Linked DNA regions of Mus musculus: region 2 is linked to region 1. Evidence: chromatin loops called from intact Hi-C (ENCODE). Cell type or tissue: heart. All regions are shown on one strand.

The links. Peaks named below come from ENCODE experiments on the same cell type or tissue, not always from the same donor. Only the 100,000 strongest peaks of a DNase experiment are listed, where the experiment ranks them.
Region 2: it touches region 1 in a loop (5-fold over the local background); 18 of 42 quality-filtered maps call a loop at or near these places.

The regions. Positions count from the first base shown.
Region 1 is chr9:110,706,843-110,714,842 of GRCm38, forward strand. Ccdc12 (coiled-coil domain containing 12) reads left to right here. Exons shown (of 7, transcript NM_028312.3): 3 at 1,604-1,683; 4 at 3,052-3,113; 5 at 3,285-3,319; 6 at 4,244-4,320; 7 at 4,409-4,751. The coding sequence ends at 4,491. Among named protein-coding and RNA genes, the nearest start is that of Gm35775, 31 kb to the right of the region's middle. In heart, a CTCF peak has its summit at 3,058 (motif pointing left); DNase peaks (open chromatin) are centred at 149 and 3,099; H3K4me3 peaks cover 771 bases; H3K27ac peaks cover 776 bases.
Region 2 is chr9:110,407,173-110,415,172 of GRCm38, forward strand. It overlaps Ptpn23 (protein tyrosine phosphatase, non-receptor type 23), which reads right to left and starts at 1,038. Exons shown (of 25, transcript NM_001081043.1): 1 at 862-1,038. The coding sequence starts at 945. In heart, CTCF peaks have their summits at 4,528 (motif pointing right) and 6,807 (motif pointing right); DNase peaks (open chromatin) are centred at 1,059 and 4,509; H3K4me3 peaks cover 1,944 bases; H3K27ac peaks cover 1,897 bases; H3K27me3 peaks cover 220 bases.

The sequences.
Region 1 (8,000 bases):
AGCCGCAGGTGAAGCTTGCTGCTGCCTAGTCCCCTGTGATTACTCATGGACCCTGGATCTGGTGGTGGGGTTGGGATTTTTTTTTTTTACTCTCCTCACTAATCCCTGCCGTTTTCTTCCCACACCCAGTTTCTGTTCCTCTTTTCTCTCCACCCTGTGGTGAACTAAAGCCATGGTAGCAGATAGGCTCCACTTCTCACTGTGTGTCTAGTGACCTGTTGCTCACCCCAGGCCTAAGCAGGCATAGGGAACAGGGGCAGGAGACCCCTAGACATGTGCGATTGATTGGCATGTGGGTACCGGCACTCCCTGGGTTTAGCCTGGCCCCAGGGACCTTGGCAAGAGGGAAGACGTGGTGAGTTGGAATGTGAGCTGGGGCCACTAGTTAGTTGTGCAGCCACAGGCATCGTGCACCTCACCTGTGGAATGGCTTGCCCTGTCAGGGACTGGGGAAGCCACCAGCATGCTTAACCTCGCCTGGGCAGAGCTCTGACGTTTGGAAGGCTGACCTGAAAAACTAGGACTTTCTGAGGGGCCAGAATTTAACAGAGTGGGAAAGCCAGGTGTTTCTTCTGTGCCTCTGGCCTAGGGTCTGTCTACTGTCTATGCTTACCTTAATTAAGTCCAGTAGTCCCTCGGGAACTCTGACCTTGCTGCCCTGTGGGGTAACCAGGGTCCCCTCTTCCCAGGGATAAACCTCTTTGGATTTGATGAGCTGCTGAGCTGGGAGACTGCCTGAAGACAGTGGAATAGAGACCTGGGTTTGGGCTCATGTTGGGTAATTCTGGCCTCTGTGATTCCACACCCCCAGGTTTGAGGGTTTTCTAGTTGAATTCCGAAGACCTGTCAGGGTGTGAGCTCTGTAGATCTCAGCAGCCGGTGAGCGGATTGTGGCATATGGTTGTGCTTTGTCTCCATGTGGGCTACTCCCATCAGGTAATGAAACAGAGCATCAGCCTCTTGTCTCTCCTGTGTTTTGGTGGAATCCACTATAGCCTCAGATCCAGAAGCCACCTCCTGGAATCTTTTGTATGTTGTACAAAGGCCGCCCTGCACTGCAGTCTGTCTGTCTGTCTGTCTGTCTGTCTCTCTCTCTCTCTCTCTCTCTCTCTCACACACACACACACACACACACAATCTTCATGTCATTTAGTACACGCAGACCCTGTCCACTGAAAGCGATGGATGAGCTGTGTGACATACACTGGCTCCAAGACATGAAGGCTCTGAGGAGGTTTGGCTGGGTTTGGAGAGCTGGTATGGAGGAGTGACTCAACCCAGGAGCTCTGGCTCAGCCTTGCTCTCGGATGTACAATCTCTGCTTTGTGACCTCGTGAAAATGGCACATGCTCCTTTCCAAATGGAGACAACCCAGGAGATAACTAGTAAATGTCCTCAGTCACCCTGGCTCAGTATGTGTGTGCGCGTGCGCGTGTGTGAGTGTGCGCACTCGTTTGTGTGGTGGGGGATGCTTAAGTTCTGTGCTTCCCTTCACTTGGCCACCTCCAGACAAACAGGAGGAACCGTGGAACTTGCATGTGGCAGGCGCCCTCCCCTCCCACTCCTGCACTGAGGTGTACGCGCCTGTGTTCTGCTCTCACAGGGGACTCAGGCTCCGGAACTATGTCCCAGAGGATGAAGACCTGAAGAGGAGGCGGGTCCCCCAGGCCAAACCAGTGGCAGGTACATGAATCCTTTTCCCCCATGTCCTTCCCAGTCGCCCTCAGAGAAGAGCTACAGGGCCAGAGACAGGGCCTCCGAGGCATTCACACACCTTCTCAGGGACCATAAAAGGGCCAGGAGCACAGGAAGGAGGCCCTTGCACCTGCCATCCTGAAGGGGCCACAGGCCCTCAGGGCATGAGGAGCAGAAGTGACCTGAGGCACTTGGGCAGCAAGGCAAGGAAGGAGTCAGCAGCAACACAGAGGCCAGAGAGAGCCCTGCCCAGGCTTCCCCACTGCCTAGTCAAAGGGTGAGAGCCCCAGGATGAAGAGAGACCCTCCTGGTCCAGGAGCAGGGTCATCCATCCTCTGTTCTGAAGGATCTGGCTTTGTTTGGTTTTAAGGCAGGGTCTCACTGGAGCTCACTGTGTAGACCGGCCTGGCCTTGAGCTCACAGAGACCCACCTGCCACAGCCTCCCAAGTATTAGGATTAATGGCATGTGCTACCGTGCCTATCTAAAAATCTTAGGTTTTAATTTTTTTTTTTAAAGAATGTATTTATTTTATGTTAGTACATGTCACTGTCTTCAGACACACCATAAGAAGGCATCAGGTCACATTCCAGATGGTTTTGAGTCACCATGTGGTTGCTGGGAATTGAACTCAGGACCAACGGAAGAAGAGTCAGTGCTCTTAACCTCTGAGCCATCTCTCCAGCCCCAGTTTTTAATTTTGATACCAGCTTTTCTTTGTACAAGTAATGAATGAATAAATACCTTATCATAGTTCAGCAGTTGCCCAGTTGTTTCTTGCTAATCCTCTCCCCACCCTGTGGAGCAGCGGCAGGGTCGGGCAAGGACGTCCCACAGGCTGTAGGAGGGGGATGAGAAACTGGCCATTGTCCTATACAAGGAGGCCACCAGGACTCAAGTGTGGCAGAAGAAAGGAAGGTCACAGGGACACATCCCTCGTGACAGGTCTGAAGGCTGTCCACACTGTTGGTCCCCAGAAGGGGACACTCAGAGACCTAGGGTCATGGTGGAGGCGGGAGGTGCCTGTTGTAAGTCTGATGTGGGATGGAAGGAATGATAAGACACCCAGACTCCAGCCATGCCAGACCTGGAGGAGATTCCTAGGGCCTTCACTTTAATGCCACACTCCCCATATACACAGCCACCTCCCATTTCACATCTGGACACCTTGTCCACTCCAGCTATAGCCTGTTCTGTCCCTTTCTGGGCTCTGGGGTCTGCCTTCAACCTAGGAAACTAGACTTGTCTTCCAGAGTTACTGCTGAGTGGGGTCCCTGCTCCTCCCTGGGGCCCCTTAGGTTGTTCTCTCTGGAGTGGCAGCTTCCACATTGCAGGCCTGTGTTCTTTCGCCCTCTAGTGGAGGAGAAGGTGAAGGAGCAGCTGGAGGCAGCCAAGCCAGAGCCTGTCATTGAGGAAGTGGTGAGTCCCTGGGAGGCCCCTCCCTGCTGGGGCTGCTTCCTTCTCTGACTGTCTCTGTTCCCACCCTACTGCCTTCCTGGCCTGCCGACATTTTTCTGCCTCTGTGCCCTGGCTCTCCGCTCCCCCTGAGGCTGGGCCTTGGCCCTGATGAGTTGTCTCCTTTCTCCCTAGGACCTGGCCAACCTGGCACCCCGGAAACCTGATTGGTGAGTGTTGGGGGGTGGGGGTGATAGTGTTTGGTGCATGTCACAGGCCTCAGCTGGGAGGACAGCCAAGGGACAGGTAGGGACGAGCACTGCAAGCCCAGCTCTGCCCAAGAGAGTCAGGGCTAAGGGCTAAGTAAGGCATGGGTGATGGCTGAGAGTAAAGCGCTGAAGAGGGCCGAGGGATGAAAGAGCAGCCATCCTTTCAAGCCTCTTCTGTAGGGGTGAAAAGTCCCCTGCTCTGGGCCATCTGAGTAGTGTCCCCTTTGTGCTCGGGATACTACAGGGAAGAAAGCAGATGGACAGTCAGATAGGGCTTACGTCTCTGTTTTAACTGTAAAGTAGGGAACCCAATCTCTTCAAGCCCAGAAGCCTGGAAGCCCCTCTGAAAATGGGTGAGGGAAGGTGCTGTAGGCTGTAGGCATATCTCTCGGTGCCTTGTCCCAGAGGTCAGGGCTGTTTTCTGGTACCTGCAGATCTGTGGTTACAGATCTACCACAGTGCTTTAATTTGATGAAGCAGGCATGAGGTGTGTGCTGTAGGAACTGCAGCGCCAGAGAACTCGGGCCGAATTTAGGAATTCTGGAAGCCCCAGGAGTGGGGGTCGGAGGCTGTGGCAAGAGGTGGAATAGGGCTGGCAGTTGGCCACGGCAAGTTCCTCTCCGATGCCGACTTAGTGGGGACATAACAGGAGGATCCCAAGGAGCCAGCCACCATGTGTCTCAGTGTCCGCCTTGACTGGGTCTGTGGTACACATCCCCTTATCTCAGTGGAGCTGGGAAGAATGATGGGTCTTGGGGTCCAGAAGAGCAGAGCAGGCAGCATCTCAGGCAGCTGAGGATATAAATATCAAAGCACTGCAGGAGGATCTCAGGGCCACACCACGAAAGCCCTTAGCTTCTCAGTTTCCCCTCTTTCCTGTTCCAGGGATCTCAAGAGAGATGTGGCCAAGAAGCTAGAGAAGCTAGAAAAGCGGACCCAGAGAGCCATCGCGGAGCTGATCCGTAAGTGCCGGCTGCCCCGTGGGCTGGGTCCTGCCCTCAGGACAGTGGCTTCAGCACAGCCCTTTCCACTTGTTTGCTCTCCATCCAGGTGAGCGGCTAAAAGGCCAGGAGGACAGCCTGGCCTCTGCAGTGGATGCCACCACCGGACAAGAGGCTTGTGACTCTGACTGACATGTTGTCCGTGTCCCATCTGATCTGTTCAGCACACACATCCTGTGGGAAGATGGTCTCAGGCAGGGAGGGGGTTAGGCTGGCCAGTACTTCTGGGTCTTGAGAACTGAGCCAACCTACTGAGTCTCAGTTTCTGTTGGTGTGACCTGTTCATCGCCCAAGGGTGCCCACCACGCCGAGTGGCTCAAAGCTGGGATCTGTACATATGTATGCAAACTGAGCTTTTTTCAACTTCTGCAAATAAACCTCTATTTAGTAGAGGCCTGTTGTTTCATTTCCTAGTTGCTCTGGATTTGAACTCTTTGAATGCAGAGGTTATGCTCTGTGATCTTAACCCTGGGTTGGGCCAGCCTAGTTAAGCCTGGAGGGGAGTGGGTAGGGCCAAGGTTGACCTGCCTGGAGGGGTAGGCAGGGCCAAGGTTGACCTTCTGCTCCAGGTCTCTAGTCAGAGTCCGCAGTGGTCATCTCAGGACTCTTAGGCCACAGAGACAGAGACAGAGAGTGTCCTCTTAAGACCCCTCACAGGGCCTTGCAGTAGTTGGTAGGAATGAAGGAGAGACTCCTACATGGGTCCTCTGGACCCCTCCCAGTGTGAGAGTGAGGAGGGCAGGCTCTGAGGAATTTCACATAAAACCATCCATCGCAGGTTAGAGGCAACCACATTGCTCCCCCCCACCCCCCATTCTGCCCTGCTACCGGTAATGCATCTCTTTTCCTCCCTCAGTCAGAGCTATGGGTCCCCTCTCTCAGTCAGGCTGTGGTGTACTGGGGTTCAGCTGTGATCTTGGAGCCTGGGCTTATGACATCCTGGCTGAGCTGTGAGCCTCTGAGCTGATTCTCCAGATGACAGCGTGGCAGCCTTAAGACTAATCTAGGCATAGCCATCTGGAGCTTCCCCTCCAGGAAGATTACACCTGCGGTTCTGCCAGGAGCCAGCCCCAGTGGATCTTCTTTTTTGCTCTGGTTCTTCTTGAGGCAGCGGAGAGGGTAAGGCTTGGTCTTACGAGATATTTAGGGTTGCTGTATAAAAACAAAACGTTTAGCCATGTAAGTCTAAGTTACTTTGCTACTGTAGCTGACCTGCCTGAGTCCCTTTGAGGCCAGAAACTGCAGTCTCTGACATTTAGCATCTTACCCTAAAACAGCAGGAGATTGAGCTAGAGAGATGGCTCAGTGGTTAAGAGCACTGACTGCTCTTCCAGAAGTCCTGAGTTCGATTTCCAGCAACCACATGGTGGCTCACAACCATCTGTAATATGATTCGATGCCCTCTTCTGATGTGTCTGAAGACAGCTACAGTGTACTCATCACATAAAATAAATAAATAGATCTTAAAAAAAAATTTAAAACCAGCAGGAGATTAAGTAAAGGATTAACTGCTAGATAGAGCCTTTGCCCTTTTGTCCTTGCTTGTCAGGCGGGGAGAGGTTTGGAGCAGTAAACATCTATTGAGCCAGGAGAAGAACATCATGCTAGCAGGAGGAAAAACTTTTACATAAGCAAATAAGCACAAACTCACATAAATCCATATACAGATTCACGCATGTACATTTATACATCTCCATTCAAACCAGTTGGGCCCAACTTAAACCCAAGTCTGTAAGAAGAAAGCTTTGTTCTCTTTTATAAACCTGCTTTGCTATTAAGAAAAGACCTGTTCTGTCCCATGGTCAGGAGAAGCCTGCCTGTTCCTTCTGCTCTCTCTACAGCTTCTTTTTTTCTCTTCCCCTTAGCATTCTGCATACTGCTCTCTTTGTATTTTAAGTTGCCTTATAGTTTCTCAGTTATTCTGCTCTGCACTCTCCTTCTAATCCTGCTCTCTCCTCCTGCTCTGATGTCACAGTAATGCCCTTACTCTCAGTGCCACTACTCCCAATGCTATGCCTTTACTTCTGAGTTCTTCTTGAGTTCAGCGCTGTCTAAAAAACTCTCCTCAGTTCACTTCTGGTTCCTCTCTGTATCCTCAGCACTGACACATCTTTCAGAAGACACGATCACATGGTCAAAAGTTCACCACAAGTTTACACATAAATTCAAATCATAAATAAGTTTACAACAGAGAATGTTTACATGCCTATCCATTAGGAGTAATTATCTGGCTAAATATTCATCACCTGTCACAGCTCCACAGGTTCATGGAGAGTTGAAGACAATAAGTTACTAGTGAAGTTTTATATAGATAAATCCAGTCAATATTTTTATCTTCTGTCCTAGCACCTATAATAAATCATAATTCCCTTTTTATGATCTTTGGTTGATGGTTTTACAACCTCTTGGAATGTGCTCTAAGTTGCAGAATGTCTGCTTACTATCTCAGAAGCAATTCACTCGTGACACTAAAGACTGGCAGAGTTCTCAATGCAGTTTTGATTATCAGAGAGACCCTAATAGCCATCCCACTATAAAAGCTTGATAAATACTGATATAATTTTAGGAATTCTTACAGGATCATCATTAAGAATTAAGAAATCATCTATTTGTTCATTGTTCTGCAGAGATCTATTTAAAAGTGTGGGCTAATAGCTAGTGATTGTTTTACACACACTAACACACACACACACACACACACACACACACACACACAGGAAAAGCATATTAATAGCAGGAATCTTTCCTAAAATGATTTTCTCCTGGGCCTTGCCTACAGGAGCTCCGTCGTAGATTTTAATCCAAGGTGGAACCATCTCAGAAATGTTACCTGCTAGTTTTTAGCTCCCCCTAAATTGGCTCCTGACAGTTTATTTTAGGGCTTCTTCTCACCCTAACTCACGCACTGTGCTGGTCTCTGTGGGTTGTGTTCCTTCTATACAGTGGCCCAGCTTTGGCAGACAGTGCCAAGGACTTAGGTTATGCAGTAAAGTGTGTGTGTGCACACAGAAGTTAGAGCACCCAAACGGTAAATGAAATCTTTCCGATGAAATCTTTCAGATCTGTATGTGGATGCAGATAACCTGTAATCCCAGCAACCGAGGGAGGCAGGAGGATCAGGAGTTCAGACCATCCTCAGCTATATAATGAGCTTGAGGCCAGCCTGGGCTACAGAACCTTGTCTCTCTCGAAAAGTAGAAAGAAGGTGGTTGTTGGGGTAGGGGCGGGCAAAAGGAGGGAGAAGGAAGAGATGTAGGGAAAGGGAGGTTAAGAGGCAGCTGTCAGAAGGTCTGCTTAGCTCAGAGCAGGGCCCCACAAGGCACTGAGTAGTCAGACAGGCTGGGGCTCCCATTCCTTCAAGAGGCAGAGACTGACTTAGCCAGAGCATTCAGGAGTGCAGCTAGGAATGGAAGAAGAAAAGATACCCCGTCTGGGGTCTCAGTGGCAACAGGAAGCTGATCTCAGGCGGGCGTGGAGTCAGACTCCTGGTGACTGGGACCCCCTGCAGCCCCAGCTCTGGGACTAGAATACTGTTGGGGAAGCTAACAAAGGTAGTGCATCTTAATCTGTGATCTTTGGGGACTTAACAGAGAAACTGCCTAATAAGGAAAGAGCAAAACAAACACTGCCATGCCAATATA
Region 2 (8,000 bases), 300 kb before region 1:
AGTCCATCGGAAACTACTTCCAAACCCATTTTCTTTCTCCTCCTTTCCCTAAATACCACGGAGTGGTAAAGGATTCTAGACTGTCTACTCCAACCGCTGCTGTGCTAAATCCCCAAGACTCCTCCCAGCTCCCCACCTGCCCACTGCTGCTACGGCCCTCTCGGAGGTTACCCAGTTCCACATCACCACACCTGATCTCACCACGGAAACCCCTTGCCTCAGTGAGCTCCAAACGACTGCTCTAGCCAGCACAATGACTCATAGGATGCCAAGAGCCCTAGCGTGATTCAAGCCCTCTAATCATCAACAAGAAACTGTCTTTTTGGTTCAAAGGAACTTTGGAACAGAAATTTTGTCAGGAGACCATAGAGAATTGGAGGGTCAGACATCCAACTGCACACAGACACACACTCAGTCACACACTCTAAGAGCCAGACATTCCTATGGACCACTCGGGCTCCGGTCTTAAACACACATTCTTTCCTAGTCCAGTCTTGAACTGGGAGGCCACCAAGGCCCGGGCCTAGCATGGACTCCGTAGACCCTGGACCGCCATCGCTCCCCGCGGGGGCTCCCTGGACATGGAGGAACAGGGCAGAGCTGGGTCCAGGAGCGTCATCGCAAGGAAGCGCTGAACCTCGGTAGAAACGCGGGTGGTCTGGGACAGAAGTCCGGAAGAGGGTCCCCATAATGATGCACTGCCAGTCGGAGAAAACGATGATGTGCCGGCCGGGGAGGGGTGGGCCATCCTAAGGGAAAACGCCTGGCCCGACCTGTGACGGAACCCGGGGAGGGACAGGCGCGCAGGGGGGGCGTCACGCGCGGGCAGACGACGGAGATGCGCGGCGAAGGTGTGCTCACCTTCTTCACCGCAGACTGGAAGTGAAAGTCACCGGCCTCCTTCAGGTCCAGCCAGATCATGGGCATCCGGGGCACGGCCTCCATCGCGGGTAGCGCCTAGCGGCCCTAGGGCCGCTCCCCTCCCAGGTCCAGCAGCTGCTTCAGCCGCGCGCGCAACCCCGCCCCTCCACGCCGGAAGCTGCTCGTCACGCGGAGTGACGCACTCCCCCCGCAGCCTGTTGGGAGGTGCAGTCCGGCCCCCCCACCCCGGTAGTCTTTTTGCACATGCGCACACCTCTTCGCGCATGCTCGGTCTTCTCGCGCGAAGGGTCTTGGGTGGAGAGACGACCCAATCCACGGTGAAGGGGCTTCTGGGAATAGTGATCTCCTCCACTAAGCTTGAGGCTTTGCTGGGATTTTCTGGTTTGCGTAACGTTCTTCTTCCTCCCGGGGGGGCCCTTCAAAAACTCACCCATGAATTTGTAATTCCCAAATCTTGAGAGCGGTGAAGGATGGGGACTAGTGCTGCATAGAGAACGACTAGTGTGATGTTAGGGAGAGGGGTTGTGAAGACAGCCATGAGCTATGCAAACTGTATGGCGGGATGGAACTCAGGCTAAAAGTGCCAAGGGATTCCTTCTGTCCGCGGTTGAGGGGGCAGGAACACTGCTCCACACCACCACCCTCTGCAGCCTGAGGAGTTCTTGATTTTTAGTAGGATACATTGAACAGCCAAGTTAACACCTAAGAAGACTGCGACTCTGGAAGGAACTATACAGCGACGAGCATTTGTCTCTGGAGACACCTGTGAAACAGGAATTTTAAAGCTGTGTTGTGTGTATTGTTAAATTTTAGACATAAATAATGGAGACACCCCGGAGATTGAGGGAAGAGACTAGGTCATTTCAAGGCTGGACTGGGCAACATAACAATACGTTGTCTCAAACAAATTTTAAAAATAAGGAAACGGAGAAAGTAGTGAGTGACCTTTTGTAGTCTTCTAGGAGACCGGTGATTGTGGCTTTGGGTGAAAAAGGCTTTAAAAAAAAAAGTGGGTAGATAATGCACTTTGAGGAACATCTGAGAACTATTTTGAAAAAAAAGTATCCTAAGTTGGGGTGGGTACATGTTAGGGAATGAGATCAAAGTTGATTTCCAAGTTTCTGCCTGGTTTAGGTGGATAGCTGACAGGCTGTTACCTGACATGAGGAAATTGGGAGGAACATGTAGAAGGGAGCGCAAGACTTCAGGTCTAGTTTGTGTGAAGATGAGGACAGATGCATTTAGAGGCAATGTAGAGCCCGAGAATAAAGACTCTGGATTCACAAGACGGGTTTCCCCGACCCAGGTAGGGCCCACGTCCTCTTTGTAGAAGTAACAGACATTTCCATACTAAAAGTATGTTAGGGTCTAGAGAGGTGGGTTGGTTGTTAAGAACACTGGCTGCTCTTCCAGAGGACCTGGCTTTGATTTTCAGCATCTACATGGCAGTTCCCAGCAGTCTATAACTCCAGTTCCAGACCTTTAGTCTTCTTCTGGGTTCTGTGGGCACTGCACACATGTGGTACACAGACATACATATGTGCCAAGCAAAACTCCTATACACATACAATAATTTTTAAAATGAAGTTTAGCCAGGCGGTGGTGGCGCATGCCTTTAATCCCAGCACTTGGGAGGCAGAGGCAGGTGGATTTCTGAGTTCGAGGCCAGCCTGGTCTACAGAGTGAGTTCCAGGACAGCCAGGGCTACACAGAGAAACCTTGTCTTTAAAAAAACAAAACAAAACACAAAAAAATGAAGTTTAAAGAGTATGTTAAGCTGGGGGGATGATTTGGAAGCTAAGGTGTTGCCACACAAACACGGGAACAATCTTGGGAATCAACCTAAAGATAGGAGGATTGAAAACTGGCTGGACAGAGTTGTACACCACGGCCTGTGTGTGCCCCCCCCCCAATTCATTATGCAGAGACACGATAAAGCTAATTTTTGAGAGTCGGAAGCCAGCTAGTGCAGCTGTCCGTTCTGTGTCTCTGCTTTCTGGATGCTCTGAGGCGAACTCGGCCATCAAGGTCCTCCCTACGATAACCCTTGAAGCTATGAGGCAAAATGCCTTTTAATTTTGAGGTATTTTTGTCACGGCAATTGATTTGAGAACAAAAGGAGTTGTTTGTGGGAAGAGTTTCATTATGAATTATAACCCTCTGAAGATGGATGGTGGGGGGAGGGGTGGTACAATAGCTAGTGTACCTAAAAGCTGTCGCCTTCAAATGGTTAAAATTGTAAGGATTACATTAGATATGCTTTACTGCAAGACTAAGGTGTGTGTGCGCGCGCACAAGATCTTTCACTAAGCTATCCGGGGGGGGGGGGGGGGTAGCACACTCATTTAATCACAGCATGTGAGAAGTGACCCCCAAGTGAGAAGGCAAGCCCCACCTAGACTATGTATTAAGTTCCAGGCCAGCTTGGGCTTCTTTAGAACCTGCCCCTATACCAACATTACAGACACCATTTCTGCAAAACTCAGGAACAACAGGTGAGTCCCAGCTGAGGGGAAGCCCTGCTGAGCAAAGAGAAGCAACAGCTTAGATCCCAAAAATGAGGCCAGGAAGGGATCAATGTGAGCTAGAACAGGGAGGGGGTAGGGGGTAGTAGGAAGTCTTGGTTTTTGTTTTTTGTTGTTTTGTGGGTTTTTTTTGTTTTTGTTTTTGTTTTTGTTGTTCTTTCTTTAATTTTTTTACTTTTCTTTCTTCTTCTTCTTCTTTCTTCTTCTTTCTTCTTCTTCTTCTTCTTCTTCTTCTTCTTTCTTCTTCTTCTTTCTTCTTCTTTCTTCTTCTTCTTCTTCTTCTTCTTCTTCTTCTTCTTCTTCCTTCTTCTTCTTCTTCTTCTTCTTCTTCTTCTTCTTCTTCTTCTTCTTCTTCTTCTTCTTCTTCTTTCTTTCTTCTTTCTTCTTCTTCTCCTCCTCCTCCTCCTCCTCCTCCTTCTTCTTCTTTTTCTTCTTTTTTGGAAGTCTTAATTCTTGTAGACAGACCATGTAACAAAGGGGCATTCCAGAGGGTGGCACTGCAGGGAAAGCTCTAGGATTCAGAACAGCCAAGTAGCCGCCTCTGCATCTTGAGCATCCTATCCCTATTGGCTGCCCTCCCCTGAGCCTCACTACTTATTTGGCAGTGCCAGAGCTTGAACCTAGTGTGTTGTGTGTTAGGCAAGCACTCTCACCACTGAGCCCCATCTCTAGCCCCCCTCTCCTCTGTAGAATGGATAAATTCCCAGTGGATTCATTCCCAGCCCCAAATGGTACTTCTCAAGTCAAATTACTGCAAACACAGATGTGAGTTCTGGGGTATCTATACAGTTGCTATAACAGAGTACAATAGACTAGATGAGCCAGCTAGCAGGAATTTAAGGCTGGGAACGAGGCCCAAGTGTAGCATACTTCCCTAGCAAACGTGAAGCCCTGAGCTCAACGCTCAGTTACAGTAATTGGTATGAAAGTGTCAGAGAGCAAAAGATCCATCATAGATGTCAAATGCTGATGCCGGTGGTGGGATGGGCCGGGGAAGGTGAAGGGGTAGAAGGGATGCCCCATCTCATCCTCCCCTCCCACTTACCCATTTCCCCAGCAAAGCAGGAAGTTAGAGGTAACATAGGCTCCCATGGTTCAAGGGAAGAGTCAGTCCCATCACCAGGGGGCAGCAAACACCACATTAAGCCAGGTCAGCTTGTCCTCTCAGGACCTTTCCTTCCAGTAAGCTGCATGGCCCCTTAAAGACACACTGAAAGCCTTCCTCCTGTTACCAATGTGGAAACTTGTGTCTGGGTTTTGGGAGTTGACCACCCAAACTGCCCCCAGCAAGTGAATGTAAGAGTCCAGGATGGAGGTGGGTCATTTATTCAGCCTACTTTACTTGCCCCCCCCCCCACACACACACACCAGGATCCCACAAAATGTTTTAGGTGCTGTTGAACGAAACAGGTGAACATCTCTGCCCTCAAGAAAGACGACATTTGCCGGGCAGTGGTGGCGCACACCTTTAATCCCAGAACTCGAGAGGCAGAGGCAGGCGGATTTCTGAGTTCGAGGCCAGCCTGGTCTACAAAGTGAGTTCCAGGACAGCCAGGGCTATACAGAGAAACCCTGTCTCAAAAAAAAAAAAAAAAAAAAAAAAGAAAGAAAGAAAGAAAGAAAGACGACATTTTAAAAAAATGAGCCCAAGATATGACACAAAGCAGAGACTCATCATTTGGAAGGCTGAGGTTTGAGGCCAGCTTGGGCTACTTAGGAAACCCTATCTCAAAAGAAACTGTTGTTAGGAGAAGAGGAAGAGAAAGAGGTGGAGGAAAAGGAAGGGAAACACAGAGAGAGAGGCACAGACACACACACACACAGAGAGAGAGAGAGAGAGAGAAAGAGAGAGAGAGAATATATACAATGTGGATAGAAACTTATGTGGACAGTCAAAAATATGTGAAAGATGACCCATCTCATCAGTAACCAGAGAAATGCAAACCAAACTACACTGAAAAGCCATTTCAGATTGGTGACTATGATCCAGTTAATAACAACAGTCCTTGTCAAGAATGAGTTACTTTGGGCTGGAGAGATGGCTCAGCAGTTAAGAGCACTGACTGCTCTCCTGAATTCAAATCCCAGCAACCACATAGTGGCTCACAACCATCAGTACAGCTACAGTGTACTCATATACATAAATAAATCTTTTTTTAAAAGAGTTACTTTCACTGTACAGCTAAATTAAACTTGTTTACGTTTGTTTGTTTGTTTGTTTGTTATGGCGACAATGTCTCTGTGTCGCTCTGGCTGTCCTAGAACTTGCTCTGTAGACCAAGCTGGCCTCAAACTCACAGAGATCCACCTGCTTCTGCCTCTCGAGAGCTGTAATCAAAAGGCATGCACCACCACCTCACAGATCAAATTGGCACAAGGATTCCTTGGCCCAGAATTCTCTTCCTACTTGTCTGTGAGCTCTGGAAATGTTCCAAACCACCCCAAACAGGAAGCTTTGTGTTTTCTCCCTGATGCCTCCCTTGGCTCAAAATCCTGAATCTTTACAGAGCAGGGAATGAGGCAGAGAAGAGGAAAGTGTTCTCCCAAAACATCCTAAGATTGTGAGAGCCCAGGCACAGGAGAAGAAAGGGGGCGGGGCGGGGTGAGGACAAAGTTAGACTGTCCTGACTCTCTTAGTCTCAGACTTGGCAAAGCAGAACAGGGGCCGGGGCTGGGGCCGGAGTCGGGGCTGGAGTTGGGGCAAGAGCTGGAGCAAGGCTGAGGCAGGGCCGGGGGCTAGGGCGGGGGCCAGGGCGGGGGCAGGAGCTAGGGCAGGATCTGGGGCAGGGACCGGGGCAGGGACCCGGGCAGGAGCCGGGGCAGGGACACCCACCTTGCATTGCTTCCTTTCCAAGCCATCATCCAGGTTCTTTTTTTTTTTTTTTTTTTTTTGGTTTTTCGAGACAGGGTTTCGCGCCACCACGTCCGGTCATCATCCAGGTTCTTGAAGCTTGGGAGAAAGGCTTTTTCCTTACACCTAAAAAGAGGATGGATTATGCCGGGCGTGGTGGCGCAGCCTTTAATCCCAGCACTTGGGAGGCAGGGGCAGGCAAATTTCTAGGTTCGAGGCCAGCCTGGTCTACAAAGTGAGTTCCAGGACAGTCAGGGCTATACAGAGAAACCCTGTCTCAAAAACCAAAAAAACAAACAAAAAGAAAGAAAGAAGAAAAAAAAAAGAGAGAGAGAGAAAGGAAAGAAGATGGATTTGCCCCAGGAGGGAACACAGGAGCCACTCCTGTCTGCACCTCTTCCTTCTAGACGGTCCTGGGCCTTCGAAAAACTAAAGAATGTTGGGCACTTTTCCCTGGGAAAGATTCCAAAACAGGAGATTTTCAAGTACCTTTGAGGAAGCCTATCCAGGGGAACCAGAAACATAGCCCTGGCACCTAGGGTCACTTGGCCAGCAGATGGCGCGAAGGCCATAGTATTGCCAGGTCTTGACTACAAGCTTCCAATCCTGCACGAAAAAGCCCAGCAGATTCCAAAATATGTCTAGTCGACCTTCCTTTTTATTTTCTTTTTCTTTTTTTTTTCCAGTTTATATTTTGCATTACGTTTCCTTTGTCTGTATGTGTGTGTGTTGGGGGGGGGGGGCCGGAGCTCCGCATGTATCACAGCCTGGATGTGGAGGTCAATGGACAACTGGAGAAGGTTGGTTCTCTCCTTCCACCATATGGATTCCAGGAACGGAACTTGAGCAGCAGACTCGACAAGAAAGTGTCTTTTTTTGTTTTTCATTTTGAGACAGTCTTGCTAGGCCAGTCTCAAGTTGGTACGTAGCAAAGGATGTCCCTTAACTCCAGTTCTCTTGCTGGCCTCCACTTCCTAGGCGCTGAGATTGCAGGGACTACCTTGTTTAACTTATCAGTGGAATTCCTACAGCATCCTTTATTTGTTTATTTATGTAATGGGGAAGGAAGAGGGGGCATGCATGTGTGGAGGTCAGGGAACAACTCATTTCTTTCTTTTTTTTTTTTTTTTTTTTTTTAAAGATTTATTTACTGATTATATGTAAGTACACTGTAGCTGTCTTCAGACACTCCAGAAGAGGGAGTCAGATCTTGTTACTGATGGCTGTGAGTCACCCTGTGGTTGCTGGGATTTGAACTCTGGACCTTCTGAAGAGCAGTCGGGTGCTCTTACCCACTGAGCCATCTCACCAGCCCCGCCAGACTCATTTCTTCCCGTTCACTGTGTGGGTCCTGGGGATCAAACCTGGGTTGTCAGGTTTGGTAGGAAGGGTCCTTACCACTTACTCAGTCCACCAACCCAAAATCCTTTTTTTTTTCCCCCAAATGACTGTTTCATGTGGGGTTGAGGGATGCTTTTGTACTTCTATCTCCACATGGAAGAAAACAACAGGGGAATTTTTTTTTTCCCCGAGACAGGGTTTCTCTGTATAGCCCCGGCTGTCCTGGAACTCACTCTGTAGACCAGGTTGGCCTCGAACTCAGAAATCCGCCTGCCTCTGCCTCCCAAGTGCTGGGATTAAAGGCATGTGCCACCACGCCCGGCACAACAGGGGATTTATCCCTCTTATGCCTAGAACACAGTTGCAAATTTAAATCAATAATAAAAGGACCTTCATGCAGG